6 separate regions of the Mus musculus genome follow, and all the other regions are linked to region 6. A link is a loop called in an ENCODE intact Hi-C map of the cell type or tissue named here. Cell type or tissue: heart. All regions are shown on one strand. Region 1 holds the start of Cyp51 (cytochrome P450, family 51). Region 2 holds the start of Rbm48 (RNA binding motif protein 48). Region 3 holds the start of Ankib1 (ankyrin repeat and IBR domain containing 1). Region 4 holds the start of Mterf1b (mitochondrial transcription termination factor 1b). Region 5 overlaps Ankib1 (ankyrin repeat and IBR domain containing 1). Region 6 holds the start of Gatad1 (GATA zinc finger domain containing 1).

What was found. Hi-C counts contacts between places; a loop is a spot of excess contacts. Peaks named below come from ENCODE experiments on the same cell type or tissue, not always from the same donor. Only the 100,000 strongest peaks of a DNase experiment are listed, where the experiment ranks them.
Region 1: a loop joins it to region 6, with 4 times the contacts of the local background. A loop is called at or near these places in 4 of 42 quality-filtered maps.
Region 2: it touches region 6 in a loop (4-fold over the local background); 3 of 42 quality-filtered maps call a loop at or near these places.
Region 3: it touches region 6 in a loop (5-fold over the local background); 21 of 42 quality-filtered maps call a loop at or near these places.
Region 4: it touches region 6 in a loop (15-fold over the local background); 6 of 42 quality-filtered maps call a loop at or near these places.
Region 5: it touches region 6 in a loop (2.9-fold over the local background); 2 of 42 quality-filtered maps call a loop at or near these places.

The regions. Positions count from the first base shown.
Region 1 is chr5:4,102,808-4,107,807 of GRCm38, forward strand. It overlaps Cyp51 (cytochrome P450, family 51), which reads right to left and starts at 1,890. Exons shown (of 10, transcript NM_020010.2): 1 at 1,327-1,890; 2 at 121-219. The coding sequence starts at 1,500. In heart, no CTCF peak of the experiment used is centred here; DNase peaks (open chromatin) are centred at 1,684 and 1,944; H3K4me3 peaks cover 2,428 bases; H3K27ac peaks cover 2,178 bases.
Region 2 is chr5:3,594,142-3,599,141 of GRCm38, forward strand. Rbm48 (RNA binding motif protein 48) reads right to left here and starts at 2,406. Exons shown (of 5, transcript NM_172991.4): 1 at 1,825-2,406; 2 at 1,114-1,304. The coding sequence starts at 2,061. It overlaps Pex1 (peroxisomal biogenesis factor 1), which reads left to right and starts at 1,925. Exons shown (of 24, transcript NM_001293806.1): 1 at 1,925-2,376. The coding sequence starts at 2,248. In heart, a CTCF peak has its summit at 2,495; DNase peaks (open chromatin) are centred at 2,030 and 2,420; H3K4me3 peaks cover 2,513 bases; H3K27ac peaks cover 1,774 bases.
Region 3 is chr5:3,800,871-3,805,870 of GRCm38, forward strand. It overlaps Ankib1 (ankyrin repeat and IBR domain containing 1), which reads right to left and starts at 2,254. Exons shown (of 20, transcript NM_001289527.1): 1 at 1,727-2,254. It overlaps Krit1 (KRIT1, ankyrin repeat containing), which reads left to right and starts at 2,295. Exons shown (of 17, transcript NM_030675.3): 1 at 2,295-2,613. In heart, a CTCF peak has its summit at 2,806; DNase peaks (open chromatin) are centred at 1,561 and 2,391; H3K4me3 peaks cover 2,884 bases; H3K27ac peaks cover 2,208 bases.
Region 4 is chr5:4,192,170-4,197,169 of GRCm38, forward strand. It overlaps Mterf1b (mitochondrial transcription termination factor 1b), which reads left to right and starts at 198. Exons shown (of 2, transcript NM_001042670.1): 1 at 198-249; 2 at 4,167-5,000. The coding sequence starts at 4,192. In heart, a CTCF peak has its summit at 2,187 (motif pointing right); no DNase peak of the experiment used is centred here; H3K4me3 peaks cover 874 bases.
Region 5 is chr5:3,730,607-3,735,606 of GRCm38, forward strand. It overlaps Ankib1 (ankyrin repeat and IBR domain containing 1), which reads right to left. Exons shown (of 20, transcript NM_001289527.1): 6 at 3,370-3,578; 7 at 1,934-2,022. Among named protein-coding and RNA genes, the nearest start is that of Ankib1, 70 kb to the right of the region's middle. In heart, no CTCF peak of the experiment used is centred here; no DNase peak of the experiment used is centred here.
Region 6 is chr5:3,644,171-3,649,170 of GRCm38, forward strand. Gatad1 (GATA zinc finger domain containing 1) reads right to left here and starts at 3,766. Exons shown (of 5, transcript NM_026033.2): 1 at 3,210-3,766; 2 at 2,614-2,739; 3 at 711-770. The coding sequence starts at 3,449. In heart, CTCF peaks have their summits at 2,895 and 3,835; a DNase peak (open chromatin) is centred at 3,871; H3K4me3 peaks cover 2,008 bases; H3K27ac peaks cover 1,792 bases.

The DNA of each region.
Region 1 (5,000 bases), 460 kb after region 6:
TATGTTTTCAATACTGCCAATAAGCAGGGAGGGCACAATCTTTTTACAAATGTCTTTCTATTTAAAGAAAAGCACTTCTCTACACTAGAGTCTCTGCCTCTGTCTGTTCCGAAGACTTACCTTCTCATATGCATTTTCCAGAAACTCAATTGGACTTTTCCCAAATGCTATTGCATGGCCAAGGAATGGAATTGGAGAGTAAATATGTGGTGGACTTTTCTGCAAAAAGAAAATGAAAATTTTAGTTTTCATTTTATTAATAGGAAAGTTTCATATGATAGCCTGCTTAAGAATAATGTTTAAAAAAACCACACACACACACACAGTATAGTTAGACAAGGTTTAGCCTCAAAAGAACTCAAAACAGAAATGACTACACAGGAAGGCACTGCACACTCAAGGGGTGAAGGCTGGAAGATATGCCAAGGTGAGCCTTGGCTACATAACAAGTTCTACAGCCACCCTGGGATATAATAAATATCTCAGAAATGATGATGATGATAGTGAGCTTTTGAAATGTATCTAATGAAAGTAAGAAATAGTAACTGCCTATCGATCCCTTGGGTTCAGAGATTAGTTTTAAAGCAACTTGGTTGGAACTTAACGCTGGGTTAAGTTTTTACATCCCATTGTCAGTTTCGAAGGGATGGTTTTCAAAGCTACCAAATGTTGATTACAAGGGTATTCATGAACTATATTTGGAAGGCTTGAAATTAGTGGTTTGGTGTAGCGCTAAACTAGAGAAACAGTATTTTAACAGCATCACAGGAAAGCGCTTCCCACACTCTCAAGTCACTTATGAACTGTCTGCAATTTCCCTGACACTGCTATTAATCATCGTTATGCCCAATAGCCCACAGTATACTAAACACACAGGGCAGTATCAAGAGTGATGGCCACCGGGGATGCAGCTACCCTTAACTTGCCATCAAGGCCCTCACAAAGAGCCCAAACACCTCTGACAACCAACAGTAAAGTCAGTACAGTGCTCTGCACTTAAGAGTCATGGATGGCCAAGGCAATCAGACCAGCCAAATCCATCCAGCAAGGCCTCCAGTCTGCACATCCATCACTGACTACAAACGCTGCAAAGTAGGATCCTAGCCAGAAGTTCAAAGCCGCTATCACAGCAGAAACGGCGACGGCCAGCACAGCCCCCGAGTTCAGGTTCCAGCAAGGAGACCAGAAAGACCACCACAACAGCAAAGATCAGGCACGGGCGTCTGCAGCCGCCACCCCAGCCTCCCGCGCGCCCGCCACCGCTAGCGCCCCCCGAGCCCGCCCGCTTAGCCGGGGCACAGACTGAGGACCCCGAGGTGCACGTACCGCTCCAGCGGGCAGCTGGACCATGTGGCCCACGGCGAGACGGAACAGGTAGACGAGGCTGAGAGTGAAGGCGCAGGCGATGAGCAGCGTGGAAAGCAAGTTGCCTCCTGTCACCTGCTCCATCGCCTGTCCGAGCACCCAGCCGCCTGACTGCAGCAAGCCCAGAAGTACCATCCCGACCGTCGCTTCGATCCGCCCGGTAGGCTGGGGGCCGAGGTCGCACACCGCTTCTCGGAAAAGATGGAGCAGGAGAAGCCGGCAGATAGAAGTCGGGAGGCGGCCCCGGCCTGATGGCTTAGTCTGGCCCGGGCCCTTCACACGCCCACAGACAGCTCGCGCGCCACCAGGACGTCACAGACGGGGCGGGGCTTCTGGTGGCCACGCCTCCGTCTAGGTGCGGGGATTCTTGCGCCACCGAGGGGACCTGAGGAAGCAGGCTCTACCGTGGCACTTGGACTCGGTGAAGAAAGTGATGGCTGCACAAATGATCGCGCCCCGAGAACCGCAGACCACGAGGTCCCGCGTGCTTAACGAGCACGGCCCCGGCAGCGGGCACGGACGAGCCTGGCGGAGGGATCTCAGGACCAGATTGGTGGCGGACAGCGGCAGAGGCGAAGGCGCTCTGTGATTGCACCACGCGCTGCTGAGGTGATCTCGGCCTATGTGGCGTCAGCAGAGCTGGCGGCCCGGGCACCGCCCCCTCCGTGGGGCGCCCGCCTCTGCGGCTATTCGCGGAGATGTCACCTCTGGGCTTTGTGAGACCAGCCCTTCGTGAGCCCTGCACCACGAATCTTGGAAAAAAAAAAAAAACACTCCTGCAGATGCAACCTGGAGGGTGAGACCATCGGATCACCCGTACAATCTGCTTGACAGGTTGTTCGTGTAGGGCCACATTGCTAGCAAGTGATAGTTGTTTGGTGTGCTGCTGTACCAAGACAAGTCTTTTAAAATAAATACAGGCCATAAAGTAAACTGAGGCAGATGTCCCCAAACTCCTGTTCTGATAGCTGGATCTGAAGCAGGAGTTACCCTGATCTCACTACAAATAAAGCACCTCTGATGACATGTTTCCAAATTAACCCTCCTTCCAGATCTTTGGCAGGTACATTTATTTATTTAACCAGGGTTAAGAGCTAGATTTTTTGCTAAGTTTGGAGATGATTGTGCAGTGATTGGCAAAACTGCAAGCACCTCCAGGAATGAGTAAGATGGTCCAGCCACCGTCTAGATAATTCCACCTAGAGAGCTCACATTTTATCGTAGTCAGTCAGTGAAGCCCACTCATTACCTCTTCCCTAGGGTGACTGCCACCTGCCTATGTAGGAAGTGCCTAGTAGGAAGTCTATATAGGATGGACACTGCTGTATACCAATATCCTCCTGCCTCAGATCAGTCACAAAATCTTGTAACACTCCATTTTTATTGTCACTGCTGTAGGTAAGAGCCTCTTTATTTCTGGCAGTAGTATCTACAACAGGAATTTTGCTCACTCATTTCTAAGCCTGTCTTGTGTGCTACGTCTTGACTTACTGGAGTGACTTCAGGCCATTGTTGAACTTGAAAATTGCTAGGGGAAAGACCAGTTCCACAATTATCCAATTAAAGAAAGCTTTATTTAATACTGGCCAGGAAGATGGACACTGGCCAGGTCCATACCCATGATTCCCAAAGAATGGCCTCAAGCTACATTAGACAGGTGCCTGTAGAGGCCAAGCCCACAAAGCTATGGTGCTTCCAGCCTTAGTCCACTGGGGACAAGCATCCTTCCAGTCAATGCATCTCCTGCCTGTGTATCATCAAGCACCTCCTGTGCAGCTGGTGCAACCAACCTTGTCTACGGAAGTGAAAGTACATGAACAACAGACTCCAGAATACCAGGATGTTATCTGTCAGTGGGCAAGTGGGCCTTAACATTGCACACTAGGAATCTCAAATATGGAAATCCTAAAAGATCAAAACCCTTAAATAAAGATCAAAGGTACAGTGTTATTAAAAAAAAATGATGCTGTTGATCTGTTTTTGAGTTACAGTTCTGGCAGGCCTGGACCTCTATGTATACTAGGCTGACCTCATTCTCACAGAGGTCCACAAGCCTCTGTAGCTGGATTGATAGGTGGGATCCAAGATATATGCCATCACAGCCAGCCCAAATTCTAAAACTTAACAGTTAAGGAAGATTAATTTGAGTATCATGTATAAGTATGGCAATATTTCATATACCATCTTATACAATAAAATAGTAATTACATTTTTTCAATCACAAACTTTCAGGCATAATTATGACAGTTGCTCTAAACAATGATTAGTCAAAAAGTGAACTATAGTTTATAATACCAAACACTGGGAGGCAAAGGCATGTGGATGTCAGCGAGTTTGAGGCCACCCTGGTCTACATAGTGAGTTCAAGGACAGCCAAGTCTACATAGTAATGATCTATGTCAAATACCCTGTCAAAATGAATCTATGAATGTATATCACCACGATTGGTAATTATCTGTAGCTGGCTTTATAACTACAACCTGAAATACCATGACAACCCAAGTTAATGAGACTAAACAAAATTGTTATGAGTTACAGATTACCATGTGGTCCAAAGAGCCAAGATCCCAAAGAGTATTTTTGTATGTACTGACAAAGTTTCAGTACACAATGTTTACAAACAAAAGTTACTTGTAATGCATTTTTGTAGACTCAATGTTAGAAAATAAAAATGTGTAAAACAAGTCTTTATACAAGTCTAAAAGTCTTGACACACTGGATATAATGTAAAGAAATCATGGCAAGTTGTCAGAAATAATGGTAATCATCAAAAAAAGTTTAAAAACTTGCTGGCTGTAATATTTCATAACTATCACCTTGTTGGGGCTGGCCTGTAGCTCTCATGTCTGGGTTCGAGCCTGGGAGGCAACCTGGAGCTGGAAGAAAAGAGGGAACCTAGGCGGGTAGAGAAATAATGGAACCAAGACATGCTAGTCTGTTCAAGGTTCAAATGTTTAATGGCGGACACACTTTATAAAGGAGAGGGGAGGCCCATTCCCGCCAATTCATCCTTGGAGCCCAGCTGCAGATGACCACGTGAAGGGTAGGATGTAGTCTCCGGAATAGCTTGGCCGATTCCCAGCAGGTAGCAGCAGGGACAGTGGCTGAACAATAGAGTGATCTAGGGAGGCAGGCTCCACCCTAGGTAATCTCCTTAGTGGCAACAAAGTCGAGGTCTGGCTCAGCCTGTTTCAGGCTTGTTGGAGGTTACATCACCTTAATAATAAGGATACTGCAACAGGAAGATTACCAGGAGGTTGAGGCCAGTCTAGTCTACAAAGGGAGTCTAGACCAACCTGTATGAGAAAGTGAGATTCTGTCTCAAAGAGATAATCTGACATGTCAGACTGTATTAGAAAGAAGGACTATTAGCAGTGAGATAATGCAATCCATAGAGCTGGCCAACTTTCATGACTATGAGTTTGAAGTTGTCTGTCTTCGATGAATAATTTTGGTCTTTTGTGCATGTCTCTCTTCGAGGAATATTTTCAGTTTTCTTTTGTTTATTTTTTGTACATTAGTTTTATGTAGACCTGTTCTTTTTGAAGTTCATCTGAGGCAGTGTACAGCAATATGACCATTCTTACTAAATTCTTCTGTCGTCTGTACCATGGTGTTTAGAGTACGTAGAAATC
Region 2 (5,000 bases), 50 kb before region 6:
ACCTCAAAAAATAGGATAGAGTACACTGTAGTGCACACAAGCCTTTGAACCTGGTGGAGATGGGTAGGCAGAGTCTGGAGGAAGTTTTGAGTTCTAGGTCAGCTGGTCTACACAGCCAGTTTCAGGCTAGTGTTCACTCACATACACACACACACACATACACACACAGGAATATGCACACACATGCACCCCCCCCCCCCCCCGCCAAAAGGGGTTAACATAAAATAAAGCATTCCTTATTGGAATACAAAGTTGATTAACATAGAACTATACAAATAAGAACTGTCATTACTAATAGTTACTTTTTGTTTGTTTGCTTGTTTTTTGGAAACAGGGTTTTCTCTGTGTAGCCCTGGCTCTCCTGGAACTCACTCTGTAGACAAGGCTGGCTCCACCTCAAGAGGTCCACCTGCTTCTGCCTCCCTGGTGCTAGGATTACAGGCATGTGCCACCTCTGCCCGGCTCTACTATTTCCTCTTAATAGGAGGTACCAGTCTACTCCCTTTACATAAATTGTCCCATTTCATCCTTGCTCAGTGAACCTCAAGAAGTAGTCCTTTTTGCCATATGGATTTTAGGAAAAGAACAAAAATTTGCTTGGAGGACTAAAATTCTCCACAGTCATGAATCCACAGGACTGATAATTTACTTCAAACGTAATTCTTAATCTACCACACTACAGGTTCAAAATTTGCCAAGCACAGGTATGAGAGGATGGGAAGAGTATTGTTGTAAAGTCAGCCTTTTAAAAGCTTGAAGGAAGAGCTGGGATGTCACTCACTGTTAGAGTGATTAAGTCGCAGATGTGAGGCCTGGTGAAAAACAAACTGGAAGGCGAGGTGGAGTGGTGCATACCTTTAAACCCAGCACTCGAGAGTCAGAGGCAAAGGCAAAGGGATCTTTGAGTTCAAGGCCAGCCTGGTCTACAGAACTAATTCTAGCACAGCTAAGGCTATCCAAATAAACCCTGTCCCCTCCCCTCCTCCCCCCAATCAGGAAGACTGAGAGCAAGAAGTGCTTCTGTGCTTTGGGTACATTTGGGAAACAGTTGGGGCCAAAATGACAGCAACAGGAATAAGATTTTAACAGGAGTTCTGCTTAACTTGTACATACCTTGCACTCTGTAATTTCACAAATTTAATGAGATAAACTTCTGTAAAATCTTCCGCTGGGTATTCATCTAGAGCGTTATACTGTTCAATCGCACCATACAGAGCAAAACGCTCAACTAATTCCTTCATGGCTCCCACTGCAGGAACTCCTTGTATTAGTAAGTACTGAGACTCCAAATTGATTGTATATACCTAAAGTCAAAGGAGACCTCGTTAAATGTACTCTTCAAACAAGCCTATGGCAAATCGGTCCTCCCACCCCCTTTTAAATGGAGCTTTGAAAACAAGAAACAATCCGGTCTGCAAAACATACACACTAAACTGTCACTCTTCTGCCTAAAGACTACCACACTCCACATAAGGGTATCTGACTAAACCACTTAACAGACGTCTTTTCCAAAAGCTGACTCCAGAGAGGTTAATGTAAACAGCCACTGAACACTCACTCACCCTGGGCTTGCCCTGTGAGAAGCGCTATTGTAAACACATAGGATACAAAGCTAAAAATAGTGGGTTGGAGGTTTGGTAAGCAGCTAACCGAGGGTAGTGATAACCTTTGGTACCGGGGCCCGGGTTCTTCGTGCCCCCTCCACTTAGAGATGGATCTCACAACATCCCTGCCATGCCTTTATGGAGGCAGGCCTTGGGGAGCTAGTGCTCACAGGAATTTAGTGTCCCTGCCGAGGGGAGAGAAGAATCCGAGTCACTCTACCTTGACCGCGCGAGGGCGTCGGCCCTCCCGGTATTTGGCCCGCGAGTCACACACAGCCGTCTGGACGTGGTGATCGAATACGCCACCAGGTTTCCCGTCACTGGATGCCATCTTGCCGGCTCTAGTCCCCCGCGCCAGAACAACATCCGCCAGCCGCGCTCCTCTGAGTCCAATAAGAGAGCAGGATGGACCAGGCGTGCTAGGATTGGCTGAAGGATCGACCCCATCGACGATCATCTCCTGAGAGCGAGAATTCGACGAGCGACGTGCCGCCCCCTAGAGCTTCGGAGGTGGCCCGAGGGTGACAGCGGCCGGGCGTGGGAAGAGGGGGGCGGGCCTGATCGATGTTCTCGGGTTCCGACGCTCTCACCTGACGAGAAGCCGGTGGACTCCGCTCTCCGGTGAGAGTTGAACCTTGGGACAATGTGGAGCAGCGATCGCTTAGCGGGTGCGGGGTCTGGTGGGGCGGTCGTGACGGTGGCCTTCACGAATGCTCGGGACTGCTTCCTGCATCTGCCGCGGCGCCTCGTGGCCCAGCTTCACCTGCTGCAGGTAACGCGCTGGCGGGACGCGGACACCACTGACGTCTCGTGGGACTAGGGTCAGCTGACACCTTTTCCTGCAGGGACATCGTCTGCCACCGACCCCGAGCTGAGGCGTGAGCGAGGGCCCCCTGCGGGCATGGCGTGGAGTGGCAGCGTGTGCATCCACACCACGGCTAGTGTATCCTCAGACCCTACCGTGGAATTCCTAGTGCACCCCTTTAACTCGGTTAAAGCAAGCTGAGCATGCAAGGGTTCTGCCCCAGCAGTCAGAAGCGGCCCTCACTCAAGGATGGAAAGTTCTAGAGAGCTCTTACAGGTTTGCTTACAGGTTGCTAAAGCATTATCCTGCCAACGAGTTGCCGGTGCAGCGATAGAGGTGTTGAGTGGCAGACTTGGTTTGTAGATTACCAAGGTTTCCAACCTGTGCGAAAGGTTAATAAAAGGATAGATAGCTCTCCCTGCTCCGGAGGACTTCGAACATAGCAAGAATATGTGCGGCGAGGGAGGTGGGGCGGGGTGACAAGGTGATGGAATTATTCACACCCCACACTTTCACCTCGGTAGCTAGGATTACTTGGACCTCAGCGAGCTGTCTGGATTCTGTCATTATGGTGTTTCAAGGCTATTAACCATCGGTGGAAATACAGCATCCATATTTTCCTAAGAGTGAGCAGAAATAGACTCTCTTAGTTTGAGTGTATTCATGGGGTTAGAGTATTTGAAATCTAAAATCCTAGATGCATGGTACCTGAACACTGGGTCATAAAAAAAATATACAAGAGTTTGAAATGACTTCAAGTATTCTACCTTTATTTCCTCTTTGCTACATTTATCTTGCTTTTACAGTCCACCTATCAGAACACACCAATTTCATCAGAACCATTCTTACTGTTAGTTTATCTCCACCAAATATTCTCTAACTCTCTGGTTTGCTTTCTGGTGACTGAAAGGAATCATTCACTGTTACCAAATCCCAGCTTGGATCATTATTCCCTGTCATTTCTGATGGGGATTTTTCAGTGTATTTTCAAATCTCAAATTAAGCTTACCACCCCATGAGTTTAGAAAAATGCTTCCTTATGGTCGCTAAGAATTTGAACCTGACATGTTGTTGCTTCCTTGGATTCATCACTGTTTAGGAATTACATAGTCTTGGTCTTTATTATTATTTTTATTATTATTTGAGAAGTGAAGAAGTAAAATACTAAGCATTTGGATTAAGTCTTGCATGCTTATATCTAATCTTTATTGTTTATAGAAAGGTGGAGCTAGATACACATGAGGTTTCCTGTCCTGGTTTTTTGTTTTGTTTTGTTTTGTTTTGTTTGTTTTTTTCGAGACAGGGTTTTTCTGTGTAGCCCTGTCTGTCCTGGAACTCACTTTGTAGACCAGGCTGGCCTCGAACTCAGAAATCCGCCTGCCTCTGCCTCCCGAGTGCTGGGATTAAAGGCGTGCGCCACCACGCCCAGCTTCCTGTCCTGGTTTTGTGTAGTATTAATATGACTTTTGTTGAGAGGTCATTGCTTTTAGCAATTACTTGGTATGATACCATAAACTGACCATAACTTATATAACTGCTCACCATGATTAACTTTTGAACTCAACTTTTAGAAATTTAAAGTGACAGCTATGTTTTGCTGAAACTGTAAAGTGTTGTTGCTTATGGATCATTTTCATTTTTGGTTATTTAGAATTCCCAAAATAATTGTCTTAGTCAGGGTTTCTACTGCTGCGATGAAACACTGTGACCCAAAGTATGCTGGGGAGGAAAAGGTTTATTTGACTTACACGTCACATTGTAGTCCATCATTAAAGGAAACCAGGATAAGAAGTCAGGCAGGACAGGAAACTGGAGGCAGGAGTGTGTGCAGAGGTCATGGAGGGCTGCTGCTTACTGGCTTGTTCCTAATGGCTTGCTCAGCCTGCTTTCTTATAGAACCCAGGGCTACTAGGGGTGTTACCACCCACCATTGGCTGGCCCTACCCCATCAGTCACCAATTAAGAAAATGCCGTACATGCTTGCCTGCCGCTGCATCTTATGGAGATATTTTCTTAGTTGACATTCCCTCCTCTCAGATAGCTTAGTTTGAAACACATTAACAAGAAACTATCCTCCTGGTAGTGGTGGCTCACACCTTTAATCCCAGCACTCAGGAGGCAGAGGCAGGTGGATTTCTGAGTTCGAGGCCAGCCTGGTCTACAAAGTGAGTTCCAGGACAGCCAGGGCTACAGAGAAACCCTGTCTCGAAAAACAAAACAAAATAAAACAAAAACCCAAGAAACTATCCAAGACAAATTGGCCCAGAAGCATAGATAAGTATGAAAGCAGAAAGGTTCGTGTGTTGGGAATCATCTCATTTGACCTGAAGTCCTAAATATGTAACAGGGATACGAAGTTAGTGGGAGGAAGAGTTACAACAGTGACCTTTATCTGATTTACCTCAGGGTTTTCAGAATCCAAATAGTCTGGTTGTTCCGCAAACTTACTGAACCAGAATCTATGAGGAATCAACTTTTAAAAGACGTAATAAATCTTCAGGTAACTTACATGCACAGAGTTGAGAGCCGAGGCTATAGAACATGAAAGGTTAACAGTGAAAGGACCTGAGTTATCTAGGTTATTTAGAATT
Region 3 (5,000 bases), 160 kb after region 6:
ACCTAGATAAATGGTGCATGTACCCTCAAAGGGAAGAAAATTACTCAAAACGCTGAGGAAAGTTTTTCACTCCATTCATGGAGATCAGAGAAACTTTATTCATGCTTTTCCATCAACTGTATTTCCTCATATATGAAAATAACTTTGATCTTTTACCTACAGGCAGGCTATATAAATATATGTGTTTCACTTTCACAAGTGAGCACACCCAGGAAAGGAATCACGTCTCAGAAGTGAGGGTGCCGCAAGAGTTTAAAAGAGTGGCTAACAGAACTCTATCCCCATGGCTCAGCATGCACCTGTTTATAAGACTGCATACATGACTTCAGGACTCGTACATAGCATAAACTCAAGATTCTCAGAGCTTTGAGAAAACAAATAAATTAAGTAGGAAATGTTGTTCCTATCTTTCCTCTTTGTCCCAAAGATAAAAGAAACTAGTGGAATTTTCAAAAAAGATTGTTCCATGCAGCTAGCCATTCCCTGAGGAAAACCCTTAGAGCTTCTTCATCAGAAGCTGATTTTACACCTTCAACAATGCCCTCAAGTCTGCACAGTGCTGGGCTTCTGTGCCAAGGAAAGTCCATTTCCAGACAGACTGTGGGAGCTACATCTTCTGCGTCTGCTTCAAACTAAACTGTGAAGTGTAAAGTTACAGCCCAAGATAAACTGCTAAACGGCTTGCTGGGGTGACTAAACATATTTATTGTTCCTAAAGAAATAATTTCCAAGAAAAAAAAATCACCAATGTTACCATACTACCTTAGTTTACAGAATATTAACAGAACCTACACCGTACAGAGTAACATTATTTTTAGAATTATCATTTGCTTTCTAATAGTACCTTAAAAAGTAGTTAATGCATTGACAGCTGTCTAATCACTGACAGTATTAAAATTATATTTTAATCTAATTTCTGGAAAGTTCTGCAAAAGCAACCTAAAAATGCAAACTAAAATTTAACGAGAAACAGCCTAGTCAAACAGTAATCAAAACAGTAAGAAATTAACAGCATCCAAAGTACACTATCTAAAACTCCAGATGTTTTCACATTTGGTCTTCACATTTACTAGTAAACCTGAATGGGTCTTTCAATCCAAAGATTTTTCAACATGCCGTTCCATAAGAATGACGCTTGTGAGAATAAAAACTCTTCAAGACCTGCTTCATTACAGCTGTAGCTTCAATTACCTCCGACTCAAACATCAATGTACGAACAGTTCACACATACGTAGAGGAATGAGGGTACAGAGGAGCGTTCATTCTTTTGTTTGGGTGGCAAAAGCAACACAAATAAAGGTTCAGTGGTGCCATCTGCACCTATCCCCACCCATGACAGTCCTACAGAGCACTTTTAACCTAGTCGCTCCTCACTATTTCAGGTCCACGGAGTTAGTGGAATCCAAGGCTTTCCAGGTCCCAACAAGGGTTGCGGAGACTGTGAGGTCCGGGGTTCTACAGAAAATGAAGGAGGGCACGAATCTTTTGAGGACAGAGGGACAAGGCTATGTAGACGTGTGTGGAGGATGGGACGCGCCGCGGAAACCGGGAGGCTTGCAAATTCGCGAGCGCGAGAAACCCCGTAGGGCAGACAGGATGCTGTGCTCCTTCGGGGACGGGGAGAGAAGGGGTGACAGGGCAACCCTCGCAAGAGACGCGGAAGGGCGTGAACTAGGCAGGCTCGAGACTGCCTCGGCCAGAGCCGAGCCGCGAAGCAGAAACTTACGGTTACTTCTCCCGGCCGGGACCGGGCTCGCGTCGATTCCCCCCAGATCTGCAGGTCTTCCTCTGTCGCGGCCACCTGGCTCTCGCGCCGAGCGGGTGACCTCTCGGGTCCACTCGGCGCCCCACCCACCCGCCGGCGGCGGCGGCTGCGGGAGCCGGAGGATGCGCGCTGGAGGCCCGCGGGAAGCGCTGCGCGAGCCCGACGCGCCCGGCGAGCTCACACTGGGCGGGCGCCCCCCATCTTCTCCCGCTGCGCGCCGCCGCTCTCAGGCTATGGAGGAGGGGGGCGGTGGCGCCTGCCTCCGCCGCTCGCTCAAGTCCAGCGCATGGTCGTGCCGCGTGCGCACGCAGCCGCGGAGGCCGACCTCCCTTCCCCGACCCCCGTCCTTGCTATAGCTAGCGTCGGGCTCGGCTGCCGCCAAACCCCGCGAGCTCACGGTCGCCCGCTCCCAGACAGCTGCGGCCGCCGCGCGAAGTGGCACGGACCGGCACGAACGGCGGCTCCCCGCGGGCCGACCCGGAAGCTTTTTCAGCCGCAAACCTGAAGCGGCCTTGGGGGCGTAACCCCGGAAGTTATTGCCCGGCGCCGGTAGCGGTGGGATGGCGAGCTGAGGCCTTTGGGAGCCCGAAGCTGGTGGAGAGGCTGAAGGGTTCCTGGAGCCGAGGGAGAGGAAGGACGGTGGGGAACAGGTGCCCTGAGACCCGAACTCGCGGGGCGGCTTTTGGTGACAATCCAGGGGCTTCCTGCCACAGGAAGTTGGGGTGGGCCTCCTAGATAGGCAGAAGGAATGAGAAAACGGTGACGGGCTGGCTCCGCCATCCTTCGACTGCCGCCCCACCCACTGACTTGGATGTAGCGGCTCGGGAGAGGATCCGCCGCCCGCCCGGGTGAGTCTTTCCCGTTTCCTTGGCGGAAACAAGGAAAGCAAGGCAAGAAGAGCCAGACGCCGGCTGGAGCCAACGGCAGGAGCACCGAAGCTCGCCCACGAGGCTCTGCATCAAGGCGTGTTGTTTCTTACACGCCGGTACCGAAAAGTCACCGGCGTCTCTTGGGTGGGAACTTTTGGAGCAAAAGCAGCTTTGCATTTTTCCCGGTAGGGGAGCACTGGTGGGTGGTGCCAAGGGAAAGACTTCCCAGGCAGTGTTGTCATTGCCAGGACAGTGACAGCTTATCGATTGTAGCTGTCTTCTCCCATCTATCCGAGTTCTTCCTTTATGTCTCCTTTTGGCTTGCACTCTCTGCTCTCTCCTCCCCTCGGTCTTTGTAACTTCACCAGAAGCCTTGATGTGGTTGGCCGACCTCAAGATTTCAGCTCCATTCCTGTCCTGCTCTCTCAGGGAACTTAGCGTGTCTTTATTGTAAACAAACTCACTGACCCACAAAGGAGTAATTACCCCTGCTGTGGGCACTAAGTGAAAATTGTATGCCTCTCCTTTGTCAATCATAATGAAAATCAACAATATCCCTGCATATTTTTTAAAAAAATCGCAGACAGCCCTCCAAGTTATGAACCATCTCCACTTACATAAGTCCTCATTTTTTAGGCAGCATATCATTCATGCCTGAGCATTTCTCCAGTGCAGTGAGCCATATAGCATATTAGCAATGGCTTTATTTATTTTTATTCTTTTGACTAGTTCTCTCTTCCTGTCGGTTTCAGTTGCACCAGCTTCACCTTCATCGCTGGTAGCTTTTGTTGTTTTCCTGGCTTCAACCTTTGTTTCCTTTTATGTCATTGGAAGACTATTTTAAGTGCTCCAGTACAAATACTTTTTTAAAAATAAACTTAAAATAAAAAAAAAAAGAATTTTTGCGAATATGTTGCTAGCAGTAAGTTTGTTTTATATATTTAAAATATGAGTATTTAAAATATATAATGAGTATTCACAAATGAAACACTTTGCTAATAGACGTTTTCTTATGAATTGATTGAGATAAGAATTGGTTTACTTTAAATTCTGTGCAGAAAGTTAACTACTTAGTTTCTCCTTTAGGTACTTTATAGAAAGCATCATTTTCTATAGTTGCCATGTTCTTTGTACAGTGTCTATAATACAGTGTCTTTTTAAGAGGTTTGCAGTTTTTAAGGCTTTCATACATATGTATATATCTTGTTTATAGTTTATTATGTTTTAGTCGGTGTTAATCTGAGATGAAAAGCAGTTGCTAAACAGGAAGTTTTAAGAAAAGCCTTTTTTTTTCTATAGGCAGCTCTTTTGCATGTAGTGGATTTTTAGAATGTTCTTATTAAAATTTTTTTATCTAAAAAAAAATTCCATGAACTATCCTCAAAACTTTAAACAAGATGAAATGTCTTCATCCTAATGTTTCATTCAAACGTCTTCAAGGAAAGACCTTTAGTTTCGGCTGTCCCTGTCTCTGTTGCCTGGCTTTGGGACCCTTCCCCCTAACTAGGCTGCCTCTTCCAGCTCAATAGGAGAAGATGCACATAATCTTACTGAAATTTGACTTGAAGGCTGGTTGATAGCCTTGGGATGTCTCCCTCCCCTTTTCTGAAGAGAAAAGGAGAGTCTTAGGGGAGAGGAGGGAGGGGAAACCTTAGTTGAGATGTAACATAACTAAATAAATAATTGAAAAAAAGAAATACCTTTAGTTTCTTTGGTACAAAATCAGTGAAAACTTTGTAACTAAAAAAACGTTTTATTAAGACAAATGTTTGTGAAATAATACTTGTTAAGCTTTTAGACTAAATTTTATTTAAGATGCCAGAAGTTATTGAATTTTAAAAAGAATTTCATTTTAATGAAACTTTCAAAAATAAGGCATTTTTAAATTTTAGGAAAGTGAGTCAGGGTGTCAGAGTGACATCAGTTGCCTCTCAGAAAACAGAATAAAAATGTATATCCTCTCAAGGAACATTTTCAGCCCTTTCTTGAAAGTGCTCTTTTTCTCTTTTTTCTCTCCTAGGAGTTGAAGCAGTAAGGGACTCATTAAATATGAAAAAAACATTTTAATGCCTAATGGACCTTTTAAAAAATTGAAGAGAGTTCATGTAAATGTAACTAGAAAAGAAACTCTATGGTTGATGTTCTTTTCGAGACTTACTGGCATATAACTCAGAGAACCTTTAAAGGCCAAAAAGATGAACATATTCAATCCAAGAGAACCTTTTTAGTATAGCTGTGAAGAAGTAATTGCACTGACCACGAGAACATTCAGCAGTCACATATACAGCTGAAATTCAGTTATTTTTTCCAAAATTGCTCAGTGAAGACTTAGAAATAGTTTTGGGGGGTAGGGAGGATTACATTCA
Region 4 (5,000 bases), 550 kb after region 6:
CCAGAGGGAAGCCTTGGCGCCGCCCTGTGGTCTCGAACCAGCCCAGAGCCCAGAGTCCCCGCAGCCACAGTCTCAGCCGCCCCCTGCTGGGCTCCCGCGGTCAGGCGGCCGAGGATTTAGGCACAGCGCGCCGGGCTAGTGACGTCACCTCTGCGCCAGGCCGAGGCCGGAAGTCAGCCGTTACTTCCGCACTCCGCTCCCTCCCGGGCGTCCAGAGGCGGAAGTGAAAGGTGTCTACCGGGAGCGTTGGTAGGAGCGCGGATGCAGTGTGCGGGCTGGGGCTGGGGAGCTGCTGGAGCCTTTGCGAGCGGCTTGCGAGTCTCTGCTAGACAGGGCGATGAATGGCTAAAGGCCATTGCAGAACTGCCCGAGGGAAGGCGAGCCTTCGATGTGGGATTACGGCGGTTCTGAGTTTAGACTCATCAAGCCCTCCACACTTCGTACAGCAAAGAGCTCGGCATTGGCTCGGAATTTGTAACTTTAGGGACAGTGCCCACCCTTAGGTTGTTGTATATATAGGGCATTACGAAATAATGTATGTGTAACGTGGGGTTCTGGTATTAAAGTGCGTTTGCGATTCCGCTACCTTCCCCCCATGCGTTGCCGTTTTCTTTTTATTATGACTGAGAAATGTTTAGTTTGCGAGAGGTCGTGCATCTCACAAAAATGATTTGACCTGGACTTCTTTATTCTCTACTACACTGGCGATATTTTTGCCTTTTTCTTTTCCAAATTAGTGGTGTGGTGGTAGAAACATCGGTTTTTACCTTTTCTGGAGAGATCTAAAGTCTCTTATGACAAAGTCGACATCGATATGTAGTTCTGTTCAAAACAAAACAAAACAACCCTGTACACTTAAATGCTGTGTCAAAAGAGTAGCGGGATTGTGGAATTCCCAAAGATTAGCAGTTTTCTTTAAACACCTGTTAGCTTTCCAGCTGTGGGATGGGGTGGGGTGGAGGGGACGGGAAGGGACAGGGACATAAATCTTCCATCTTGAACCTCGGTAGTTACAGTCACCAAGATGTTGGTGATATTCATGAAATTTAACGAAGCTTAAGAAAATGGTTTATTTTAGAGGAAGATTGAAGGCAATTATTCGATATTTGCTTTTTTTAAAATTTGTCTTGGGATAGTTAATTTGCCAGAGGTTACAAATTCAGCTCAACAATCTGTTTTTAAAAGGACATTGTGTTTATACAATGACTTGCAAATACAACTTGGGTTCATGAAAATGACCCTTTTTCTTTTCTGAAAGAAAAGACAATTTAACTCAGAAAAGTGCACGTGCTTTCCCGCCTGCGAGTGCGCTCATATGTGAGCTTTGAGTTTGATAAGATAGTAGTAGTAAGTGCTGAGGGGAGAGAGCATCTACTGAGAAGGTGATGGGAATATGAGAATTATGAGGAAAAACAATAGGACATGCTTCTAATGGAGAATACACACACACACACTCATGTGTGTGACATGAAAGTAAAAGAGGGACTTTGGGAAGATAGATACAGATTCCATTATTTGTTATGTCAGTTAAAAATAATGAAAAGACAGCAAGGACACTGAGACTAAAATAGGCAGGAACAAGATTGCTTTGTTGCTGTTTTGAGTGAAGTTGATTTGGTAAGGAAGAGAGAGAATGTAAAACCCTCCTGGGGGTGCTTACCACAATGACATTAATCAGAGGAGCGCTACTTTGGGTGCTGCATGGATGCTCAGTTCAACTTTATATGTTGATACATTTAGAAAATATTTATTTGGAGGATAAGTTATATAAAGAGAAACAAAAATCTACTTGTGACAAGTCTAACAAACTAATAGTTTTTTTTACCCTTTTCTTAGGAGTCTTAGCAAACCTTTTTCTTATTTTATTGGTATTAGAATTTCTGTTGAATATTCTGTGTCATGTTTATCGTTTACCGTGGTGCTAATCATCTGAAAGGAATGAGCTGTCTGGTAGTAATCTTCAAGCTGATAGACTTAGTATATGTATCCTTAGTGACTGATTTTTAAAAATTTATTATTCATATTGTATTTGTTATAAAATGTATGTAAAATAGAAATTGTCACAGGATAAGACAAGTATAATTGAAAATTGATACTGTCTATTGGATAATTTTGCATGCTTATTTATAACGCTTCTTATAAAACTTGGCTGACTGTAATGTGATAGTCTTCTGTCCAGTTATCCAGCAGAGGTCATCCATGAGCATCTGGAAGGGAAAAGGTTGGATTGTACATGCTAGATAGAGCTTGCTTTCTTCTTTCTTTCCTTCTTTCTTTTCTTTTCCTTCTTTCTTTTCTTTTCTTTTCCTTTCTTTCTTTCTTTCTTTCTTTCTTTCTTTCTTTCTTTCTTTCTTTCTTTTTTCCTTCCTTCCTTCCTTCCTTCCTTCCTTCCTTTCTTTCTTTCTTTCTTCTTCTTCTTTTCTTTCTTTCTTTTCTTTTCTTTTTCTTTTTATATGTATATTTTATTAATTAATTGAGAATTTAATACAGTGTATTTTGATCACATTCACTCCACTCCTCCAGCTCCTCCTAAATTCACATCCCATTCCATAACCATTGAAGTTTTTGTTCTTGCTCTTTTTTTTTCCCATTTTTTATTAGGTATTTAGCTCATTTACATTTCCAATGCTATACCAAAAGTCCCCCATACCCACCCACCCCCAATCCCCTACCCACCCACTCCCCCTTTTTGGCCCTGGCGTTCCCCTGTACTGGGGCATATAAAGTTTGCGTGTCCAATGGGCCTCTCTTTCCAGTGATGGCCGACTAGGCCATCTTTTGATACATATGCAGCTAGAGTCAAGAGCTCTTTTTTTTAAAGCCATTAAATTCAGTTAGTATTGTCTGTATTCATTTGGTTATATGGCCATCATCAGAATGTTGGATCTACTGGGGCCCACACCCTTGACTGGAAAAAAAAAATTAAAGGAGGACATGGCTGTTCCTGGATTTGTTGTAACAGAAGGGTGATTGTATATATGAGGGAGAAAACAGCCAGAGGCATCTAGAAGGATCTAGAGTGGATATGAGTGGCAGACTGAGCTGGGTCATGTGAGGAGGGAGGAGAGGACAGGAAGAGAGGGCAACCTTGAGCAGCAGCCAAGAGACAAAAAGGCCAAAAAGGAACAAAAGGCCTGGCGTTGCTGAAATGGCTGGAGGGGGATGGGCAGCCCAGCCTCTGACTGGAGAGTTCAGGGTAGAGGTGGGATATGCCAGCCAGGAGGACCTTGTAACAGATAAGGACTGAGGGATGATGGGAGAACCTGGCAGCCAGGTCAACTTTGATATGTTTAATGAATACTTCAGCTAGTGTTCTTGGCAAACTCTTGTCCCAGGTTTAAGACCTAACAACTTTGAATTAGAAAATTAATTGCTCTCTCCTCCTTTCTGGTATTGGGGAATTGAACTCAAATCTTCATGCATGCTAAGGATATATAATGTATCACTGACCTACCTCTGAATTACAGTCCATCCCTCAACTATATCAATATGAAGATGGAAATGAGTTTAGAATTATGGCATTGCAACCAAGAAAACAGTTTGGAAAACTGAGATAGAGATTAATGTTGGCATCTTTTGTCTACAGATGTGTGTGTGTGTGTGTGTGTGTGTGTGTGTGTGTGTGTGTATGATCCATTTAAAGGGTATCATATGTCTAAAAAAGACATTAAAGATGCAAATTAGATAATCTGAAGTGTGTTTTTTTTAGAGCTTCATTTAGAGTTTGAGGTAGCCAGAAGCAAAGAGATCTAGTGTCTGTGGCAGGTTCAGTTCAGACATCTGGCAAGTTGAAAGTTGAATTGTAATTAAAGGGCAATTTCTTAGGAACAAGCCAAAGATGTCAGAAACCACAGAAAAGAGAAGAGGTGGAGAGGAGTAAATGATTCTGGAGAGTCAAAGCAGGCACAGTGAACTAAAAGAACAATACAAGGGCAGGGCAGCTTGGGGCAGCATGGTGTTCTGCTTCTCTGTAAGTCAAAGAGGAAGAGCCTTGAGTCCATAGGGACCCAACAGAAGCCATGAGGCAGGAGGTGAGTGCAGAACCAGGAGAGCTGGAGGGCGGGATGCTTTCTCCTGGAGAGGCCCCTTGCATTTAAAGGATCCGGATATTGTCATTAGTTAGTCACATAATATTGTATGTTAACATTATATGTTATTTTACACAGCATTTGAAAAACTTTGGGCTACCTGATGATTATGGCATCAAGAAACATCTGGTGTGTGAGAAGAAACTTTCTCTTTGATTTAAGAGGCTGGATGCTTCAGTATTCAGCAGAAGTTTTCCTCAAGTCGATTTCATTCAGGACGTTTAGTGTGGAATGCGACAGTAAGGACAAGGAGTCTTTGGAGGAGGAGAGGGAGGACCTGCTGAGCAACTTAGTCACCATGGGCGTTGATATCGACATGGCAAGGAGGCGACAGCCTGGAGTTTTTAACAAGGCTGTTACGAATGAGCAGGAGCTGAAGATATTCCTTCTGTCCAAGGGAGCTAGTGACAAAGTGATTGGTAGCATCATATCAAGATATCCACGAGCTATAACACGCACTCCTGAAAGTCTTTCAAAACGGTGGGATCTGTGGAGAAAGATTATGGCATCAGACCTTGAAATTGTAAATATTTTGGAGCGTTCTCCTGAATCCTTTTTTCGATCTAATAACAATCTAAACTTAGAGAATAATATAAAGTTCCTTTGCTCTGTTGGATTGACTCATAAATGCCTCTGCAGACTGTTGACCAATGCTCCCAGAACCTTCTCCAACAGTCTGAATTTGAATAAGCAAATGGTTGAATTTTTGCAGGAGACTGGTATGTCCTTAGGTCACAATGATCCCAGAGATTTTGTCAGGAAGATAATTTCTAAAAACCCTTCCATCTTAATTCAGAGCACCAAGCGTGTAAAAACTAACATTGAATTTTTACAATCAACTTTCAACTTGAACAAACAGGACCTGCTGCTTCTGATATGTGGCCCAGGAGCTAGAATCTTAGACCTTTCCAA
Region 5 (5,000 bases), 86 kb after region 6:
ATCAGTCTCCCGCAGACTGCTATTAATTTTAAAATATTTTTTTAACTCAATATATCAACTACTCAATTTGTTTTACTAGTGTCTGGTTTGACAAGAGCTGTCATGGGTCAGGTGGAGAATGGTAAGTAGATGGTATAATATCAAGGAAAACAATAAGAACAGAATTTAAAACTTACTAACCCCCCTTTCTGGCTAGGGGGTAGTTCTATGATACTAGTTATATGAGGAAGGTCATTAAAGGTTAAAAAAAATCCAAGTAATTCACTGGCAAGGCCAATTTTCATATCAGAACCAAGTCCAACAACCACCAATGGTAAAACCTAACTAACAGTCCTTCAGATAATATAGTTGAGACTTTGAAACTAAATATCCAGAGAAAATTTTCTGCTCAAGAATTGTGCTAAAAATGGCTTTAGTTTGTGAGTTTGACTATTGTGAATTAGTTGACTTGTATTAGCTATGCTGACTTGATCACATTAGATTTAAAAGTCTAGTCTATGTTTAGAATCTAAAACAAACAGGTATACTTATTTATTCTGACTTTTTGAAAAGCATTTCTTTCCCTCCAAATGAAGTCTTGCTTTACACTGTTTTAGAAAACATAAAAAGTACACCAGATGAAACCAGTACACAGATCAGTCTGTGTTATATATATTCAGGGTGAGGGAAGGTGAAGAGAGGAGGATGGAGAGGCAGAAAGATGTGCAGGTACATGTAAGAGTGTGTGTGTGTGTGTGTGTGCGCGCGCGCGTGCGTGCGTGCGAGTGTGCACGGGAGTGCATGTGTGCAGGCCAGATGACCTGAGATGTTATCCTAGAAACACTATCCTCTGAGGACAGTGCCTCTGAGGTAGAGCCTCTCATTGCCATGGAGCTAGAGGGCTATTTTTTAAGAATGATGCTAGACTGGCTGGACAAGGAGCTCCAGGGTTGAGACGTTTCTGCCTCTAACACTGGGTCTATAAGTGCATGCTAGTATGTGTGTTCTAGGACATGAGGTTGGTTTCCAATGTTTGGGGAACCACTTTACCCACTCTCGACCCTAATGAGTAAATTTGGGAAGCTAACAGAGACACTTATTGTCTTGATTGTGGTTATAGTTCCATGGTGTACACATGTCTCAATTTATGAACTAATTTATTTTAAATGTATAGACAGATATATAACAATTGCATTACAGCAAAACTGTAAACAAAACAAAAATACAGCAAACCACCAAGTCTTTGCTATCTCATTCATGCAATGCTCCCCACATCCCTACACTTGGTACCCAATATTCCATGAAAAAAAATAGTATTAGAGACTTGTTTAAGATCCTTATAACATATTTTGCTTAAATCATTAAATAAAAAGTCCCCAGAGACAGTAAGATACTATACTATTCATTTATACTAATCTGCATTTGTTTTAAAAACTGTCTCACAAAGTTCAAGGTAAGACATGAGAATATATAAATCTAAGACAGATTATAAAGAAGAAATGAGAGAAAAGCATGAGAAGAAAAATTTCTACTGTAATACACACCCAATCTCTAGTGTAAGCATTTGACTTTAGAGTAACAGAAAAGAATTTCAATTATCTGTAGTTCTTACAGGTTTTCAAGGCTTTCTGACTGCCTTAAAAAAATTCAGAGACCACCAATGCTTAAAATTCGTGCGATATAAGATAGAAACTGATTATTGGTATTTAGGTGTACATCTGAAATTTATATTATATGTAATATAAAAGAAAATACTAATACAATTATTTAGTTATACTTCCCTTGATGTCAAAAAGGAAAGACAAAACTATTCCTTCTTTGTGAAACAGTACATTTCAGTTAACTCAAAAACCAATACAAATAATCAGCATCATTAAATACTGAAGACAATTTCATTACCAAGTCAAAAGTGCTATCAATTAGTAAGAGATGAACAAGCTGTTCATGTACTCACGCCTCCCAACAGCCTCTACAAAAATCATGTCCACAGGGCATATCCACTGGATCTTCAAACACAGAAATACTGCACATACAAATGTCACACTGGAGATGGACAAGAAAAATGACTTAACAGGGTCAGACTCTGAAGAGAAGCAATACATTAATTTTGTTCACTAGTTCAAAGTTACAGTAATTATAATTCTTAAAAATTGAAAAGTTTCAAAGCTACAAGGTTGACTGTCTTTTTTATATTTTCCATTTAACTAAGTTTACCTATTAATCAGCATTGAGCATTAGGAAAGGGAAATATAAGAAATAAATCATTACCATCTATTCAGGTCAAGATCACATGGTGTGCTACAAAGTAACCATTGCAGTATCTTTCATTCTATGCTTACTGTGGAAAATACACAGGAACAGAGAAACTTTGTATTTGAATACAACAAGTCAGGATATTAAGAGTGGCAACTTGAGTTGGTGATGCGGCTCAGTGGTACAGTGCTTGCCTAGCAGGGTTGATCACCTGAGTTCAAGTACCAGCATCTCTTAACGACTCCCCTAAGCCCCTAACACACACACACACACACACACACACACACACACACACACACACGCACGCACGCACGCACGCACGCACGCACACACACACACACACACGCACGCACGCACGCACGCACGCACGCACGCGCGCGCGCGCATGTGCACGTGCACTCGGGTAAAGTGTTCAAGCAAGCAAGTCTGATACAAAACTATGTAAACAATGCTATGTTAACATGACTTAGGAGAAGCAACTTTGTTACAAATGTGTATTACAGAAATAGCATTTTGCCTTCCCAAATGGTTCCTACAGAGGACGAAGGGAAGCTTTCTTATTTATTACAAATTTCAAGTGGCTAAAGCAGTCTAATGCACCATAATCTCGCACACAGCACAGCAGCAGGGTGCTGTCTGTTTACTGCACACAAGGGCAGGACTGTTGCCTGTTAAAGGAGAAGCACTGATTAAGAAAATGTACTGAATGAACTCAGAACATTTGCTAGAACAAGCATATGATCATCACAATATATTGCAAATGCTTTACAATATTACCATTCAGTAAATTACTTTAAAATTTTCATTTTAGATTAAGAATATATACTATAAACTAAGTTTTAGTATTTCATTATGCTTTATTTAAATACATTGAATATTTCTAGGTGAAAATGTAGTATATGGTTTTTCCAAACTGTTTTGAAGTGAGAAAATATTTTGCTTTTCAACCGATAATACAGATATCACAAAATCATTCTATAGTAGTAAGAACTTACAAAGGCAAAAAAAATTACCAAGCCTTCAAAACAAGGTAGGAGATTCAGTTACAGTACTACAACCAACCACTCTACAGGGCAGTATCACACATAGTTTAAAAGTTGAAAGACTAAAAGCTTTGGGAAGTATACTAAGCCATACCAAACTGGTATCTAAATCCCCAGGAGACAGACTGATTTCATCTGGGGAGGTGACAGAGGATCTTGTAGTCCTTGGAGTTCTCGGGGAAGGCAGCGTGTCCCAGGCATTGTACCCACTGGGTGGTGGGGTTGGCATCTGCACCCCTGACCGCTGGCAGCAGTTCTCTGGGTTGGACATCCAAGCTTCAAGCAACTTCTCCCTGTCCCAATCTTTAGGAAAAACAAAACAGATATATATGAAAACCCAGAAATTACAATGTTTGAAACATACTAAAAATTGAAACAGGATAAATGAAAAGTTAAAAATTATAGAATGTATTCTATATAATAGTAACTATGAAGGCATGTCTTGGTAGACAAAAGTTAGTAATATTTTAAAATGGAATTTAAACTACAATTACTAGTACCATATGTTAAGAATGTTCTCAGAATTCCTAGTAATTCCTACTATTATTTTAGGTAGATGTTTTACTTAGAATTTACTAATTTTTTGGTAGAGGTTTAATTTAGCCACATTTCTCTTTTAGAACATAATTTTGCAACAGCCTTCACATGGTCTTTAGTTGTAAAATGGTTATAGTCCTAAAGGTCATTTGGTAAAGGGTCTGAAAGAAGGAAAAAATAATTTGGGTTATAAATAAAATTTTAGTGAATTAACTTAGCTTAAATATGGATTAATTTAGTACAGATAATCTTCTTTATGTGAATCTTTATAAAATGGTCAAGTGAAAACATTATTATAAAGTCTAGAGTCATAAAAATCCAAAATTAAAAAAAGCTAAAATATTAAAAAATTTTGCTTGGTGTTATACATATACATATATGTATATATGCATATATATATGTGTATATATATAATATTTATTATATACATTAATTTATTTCTCCTAATAACATTTTCAGTTTTTATTTAAATTGAAGAAAGTAAGACCCAGGGAAGTTATGTAACTTATCCACTCTCAGAAAGAGACTTGAAACCTTTTTTGGGATTCCAAAAGTGTGTTCTTCCTCCCCATCACCACACACTGTCAAGTATATTAAAAGTGCCCCCCCCAAATGTAAAACAGAACAGCACAATCTAGTCATACAATGATTCATAAGAACCAATGTCAGCCCACTATTGCAATACCTGGACAGTCATGTTTGTTTTAACACTAACTGCAACAGCTAATGGACTCAAGCTAGGTACTGATCAGCAGATGAACAGATAAAGAAAACATCACACACACACACACACACACACACACACACCACGCTAACATAATTTTTACACATTCTATTAGAAGCTATGTAAAATTTATTAAAAGGTCATGGCCTTTTTTCCTCCTGTTCTGTTTCTACTTCCTGTTTCTTATGCCCACCATACCAGAAAATACTGTCTATAATTTCTGTCATTTCCTTAGTGTATATAGAACCCCACATACAGTAACTATCTCCCTTTTCTTCATTTTAGTAATATGAAATAGCATTTTTAAAAGTTACCTGCCTTTTTTAAATGCTCTCCAAGCAATCTGATTTAGATTTCAGGAAAAGAGAAATTCTTCACATGTTTTATCAGTAGTGGTTCATTAATATTTAATCACAGATGATAATGGTCCATTCACATTCAATGCAAGATAATTGTATAAGAAT
Region 6 (5,000 bases):
CTCTATAATCTGGGGGCTTGGGGCATGTACACCATGGATCCACGGTGATCAGATCACCCAGTAGGTCCACTGGCCTAAAAACCCTCTACACTGTCCCTACTTTGTGTTAACAGCCATTAAGCTGGAGAAAGTTAAATGACGTGTTGCTCAGGTCCACACAAGGAAGCAACTCTAAACTACACACCTACAGTAACTGCCTCAGTGGTCTCACTATATACCACCTTAGAAATAAAAATAAAAAAACCAGCATGTGCTTGGTGAGACTAGATTCTAAACACTGCCCTTTTCCAGTTGTTTATTCAAAGAGAATAGATATGGTAAGTTCAAAAGAAACATTGAAACCTTTTTCTATTATAGGCAGCATTCAGGATGTTACCACATTTCCCAGACTCCTTGACAACCGTCTCCTCCCCGGTCTTCTGCTTTACATCTTCTCAACAACAGAATGACATACTCATTCTTGTTCTATTTATATCAAATTAACTAAGCTGTCTGATTCCAGTACTGTTTCTCCCTATGCTTCTGATATCCATCCCAGGTCCTCCTCCCTGGATCCCGAGATGGAAAAATCTCACTTTTGAATATTCGTAATAGTTCATCTTTATGACATGTAAAACTTCCATAAATCGGCAGTGGTGGTGCATGCCTTTAATCCCAGATCTCTGAGTTCAAGGCCCAGCTGCCCTTTCGAAGTGACTCCAGAGGCTTACCTTGTAGAAGATTGACTCTGCAGTGACTATGGTAGAAACAGATTCAGGCGCTTTGATAGGCTACAAAAAAACAGACGCAAAAACATTTGAGTACCTATATAGTATGTATGGCCATTTTACCATCTACATGAGAACTATCTAATTTGAAAAGAACAAAATACTATTTGGTGACAGAAACTACACAACACACACACACACAGAATGTGAAGCAGGTGAATATTTCCACAATTTTTGCTACCAGTAACTTAAAAGCGCAGAAAAACAAAAGGTGAAGTTTCTGATTATGCTGCTAGGAGCTAACACAACACAAAGCTCTCTAGCACTCCAGTAGACATTAATAGTCCAAGTATAGAAATACAGTGGCTCTAAAAGACTGAGCATGGCCAGATGGAAATTATAAAAAATATACAGATAAATATAATTTTGTTGCAAGCCTGAACTCTTTAGGGTTCTTAGTAATTTGCCACATTGTACCACCATTAAAATCCCTTTTTAGAGCTGCAACACAAAGCTTATCACAACGTAAAAATGGCCTTTCCTGACTTTGTGCCATTCTCCCAAGAATGGATATGCAGAGAAATTGATAATGAAGTAACTGAATAGAACACAGTCTGAACTCGCCACGCAAGCCTAACAGCCTGAGTTGACACTGGGAACCAAGGCTCCTGAAATCTGTCCTCTGATCTGACCTCCACATAATGTACCCGGCATATGCACCAGCACTCTTATGTACACAATTAAAAACACATGTAAAAAGAAATTAAGAGGGAACAATTAGGCCTGGGAGAAGGCTCTGCATTTGAGAGCACTTGCTCTTTCGGAGGACCCAGGTTCAGCCCGCAGCATTCACTGGCAGCTTCTAATTGTCTGTAACTCCAATACCTAGGGAGCCAGTGCCTCTGCTAGCCTCTGAGGGTACCTGGTGCACACATGCAGCAAAACACTCAGACACAAGAAATACAAATAAATCTTTAAACAAGAGTCTACTATCTTTATGACACTTCTCCTGGGCCCGTTTTACAAATGAGTATGCCTACTTTAGAAAGGTGTTTACTGGCAAGTGAGGTATTTTTGTTCCAAAAGTAACAACCAAGCTGAGATAAACAAAAACATCTACAATATCCTTCACTGTCCCAAATGTACAAATAAAACAAAACAAAACAAAAAACCCTTACCACAGCAGGCATTAAACAATCTTCATACATCAGCTTTAGAAAAAGTTTTGCATTCATAATCACCAAACTCATCATGAACCAATAGATATTTTTTTCTGGGTCTATCATAACAAACAAGGTACTGATGAATTATGTTATTTGCCTCGTTCTTTAAAAGACATAAAAAAGTTTTGTTCTTTTTTTTTTTTTTTTTCCTTTCCTTCTGTTTTTCAAGACAGGGTTTCTCTGTGTAGCCATGGCTGTTCTAAAACTCATTTTGTAGATCAGGCTGGCTTCAAACTCAAGAGATCTGCCTGTACCTGCCTTCTGAGTACAGGAATTAAAGGTTAACACCATCACTGCCCAGCAACAAATTTTTCTTAATTAACTATGTATCAAGAGTCATAACTTCATTAAATTGTCAATGAACAAATTTAACCAATTTATAAAAAAAAAACCATAATTTCTCTTTGCATACAGATACACTGTGCTAAATTATAGAACATTCCTCTAGATTCATATTTTATATCTTTCAGATGAGAAAAATAAAAGCTGAAGAAAAAAAAACTGAGAAACTGCTTTTCTAATGTCAAAAACTGCCAATTTCTTCCAGGAGAGCTGTCTTTTGGGAAACCTTGCCTTCCCTCCAGAATACGGCCTAAGTGCACCTGAGAGGTACACCAGCCGTGGGAAGGCCCACCACACCCACAGTGTCCCATTAGGAAGCACAATGTCCACAACCATCTTACATTTTTTAACTTAAAAATATGTCTTCTCCCTTTTCCTTTCGTGGAAACTTTCTTTTCAGCAGCTGGAGCCGATTTGTATTTGGTATTTCTGAGCCGGGCCGACCTTCTGTGAATTTCTTGCTTACTCTGTTACACAATTTAGAGAAAAGGAAATTAAAACTGCAGAAGAAAAGCCAATACAATAACCTCACAAAGATCAGAGGATAATACACTTTGTTAAAAGAAATTAAAAACAAAAAACTTAAAAGACCGAGGGCTGAGATGTTAAACTCTGTAGGGCCTCCCAAGAGATGGCGCTGCTTTCAAGCGGGAAGAGGACAGAAGTGGGGGGAGGACAAGGCAGGAACTATTTATTATTCGTTTGCTGAACTGATCTATTTTACGCCCCCCCCCAAGTTTCCTGCATATCTCAGAACAGAATTCTAATGCTGACATTTTTAGCGACCTACTAATTTATTAACGTGACAAGGACTTGATGGGCAAGAGGTCCTCGACCTACAAGCAAATGGCCTCGTCCGGCTGCCCCGGTGCGTCCCGCACCGCCCGGTCTACGGCAGGAAGCCCTTCTCCCGAGGAGGGAGAGGCCGAGGGCTCACCTGCTTGCCGCCGCCGCCCCCGTTGCTCTGCGAAGGACCGGCCGAGGTGGTGGCGAAGGTGGTGGTGCCGAAGCCACCGCCGCCGCCGCCACCGCCCCCGGTCCCGCCCGCCACTCCCGCGCCGCCGCCGCCCCGGCCCGTGCAGTGATGGCAGAGGATCTCGCCCTGTGGACTCTTCTTCCACATGGAGGACGACGTAGTCTTGCACATGCTGCAGGTGGGCTTCAGGCCCAGCGGCATGCTGGCCGGCTCGGGCGGCCCCCGCGGGCGCAGCGACACGGGAATGGCGGCCGTCTGCACGGGCCGCCCAGGGGTCGGCCGGCCACCTCGGCGACTGGAAGAGCAAGGTCGGAGGTGCTGGGCCGCCCGCGCCGGGACCCAGCGGCCACCGCTGACCCCTGGAGGCGGGAAGCGGGCTCCCGCAGCCCGGGACCCAGCCCTGGAGCTGGGCCGCCCGCGGGGCACGCAGGCCCGATACTCGGCGCGGCCTCCCGGGAAAGCCAGCTCCGCCCTAGGGGACGCTATCCGGGGCGGCCGCCGCCGCCGCCGGGGTCCCCAGGGCGACCACGACCCTGCCTCCGCCCACCGGGGCTTCCGGCGATGGGCGGAGCTCCCGGGGCGGGGCGGGGCGGGGCCGAGTGAACCAGTGTGCCTGACCTAGGCTTTGGGGCTCCGGAAACCCCGCCTACTGGCCGGAAGTGGCCCTGCCAGACTTACCATTGCCTGTCACTCTTCTGAGTTTACAACTGGCTGGGGGGGGGGGGGGCTGGGGGGGGGGAATGGATGTAAAATTTCCCGTTAAAAGTGAATTTCAAATGACTAGTGAGAGTGGCCCATGTAATAGTAGTTATATGATACTCATACTTATCCTGTGTTTTCATTTGATAAATGTAGCCTTATTGATCAAGACCCTTTTAAAAGTCTTAATTAATTAATTTGACTTTGGAGGCTAGGGAGGTGACCTGATGGTAAAGTTCTTCTGGCACAAGCTTATGGCCTGAGTTTGACCCCCAGTACTCACGTAAAAAGCTAGGTGTGTTAGGGCTGGAAAGACAGCTAAGACTAGATCCAGTATTAGCACCTACACTGTGAAACTTAATTTAACATTCTTGCTTGGCATACTACTTAACATTAGAATAAAGTGCTCTCGAGCCCCCTCCCCCCCAAAAAAAGAATTGAGGGTCTAAGAAATTCATATAATAAGAACATTCAGACAGAAAACAGCAGAAACACCAGTGTGGACTGGATGAGATTAATTTATTAGTCAATGATTTATTTTACCTGGGTCAATGTAACAGTGCTGTGCACTGAATACTGAACGTGAGGGGTTTATGAGTTAGTTGGGTTAGAAATGAGCAATGTGCAGAAGAATTCCTATCAATTATTTCTCATGAGTTATACTATAATTAAAACGTTACAGTTTTGTATTACACAGTTGGGTTCAGAGCTGGGATATTTGTATCTTATATGGCTTCACATCACTTATTTGCATAAAGAACAAGCAATACATTATACCTTCCTAACGTTTAAAATAAAGTATATTAGCATAAAGGCTCCCAAAGAAGATTCCTGGAGACTGCATTGAACACTGCTTTAACTAGGGGTGATTGCTGGAAGAATTTATCGTTTTCTGTGAACTTTGGTTCGAGGAACTGGACACATTTCAACCTGGATTTAAATCACTGCAAAACTAGTAGTTCTCTGGGAGGACCATTAGCAAAGCAGATACAATACACTTTCACCTGGAAAGGAGATGTGTATTATTTGAGAGAATTAAGCCTGAACATTGGC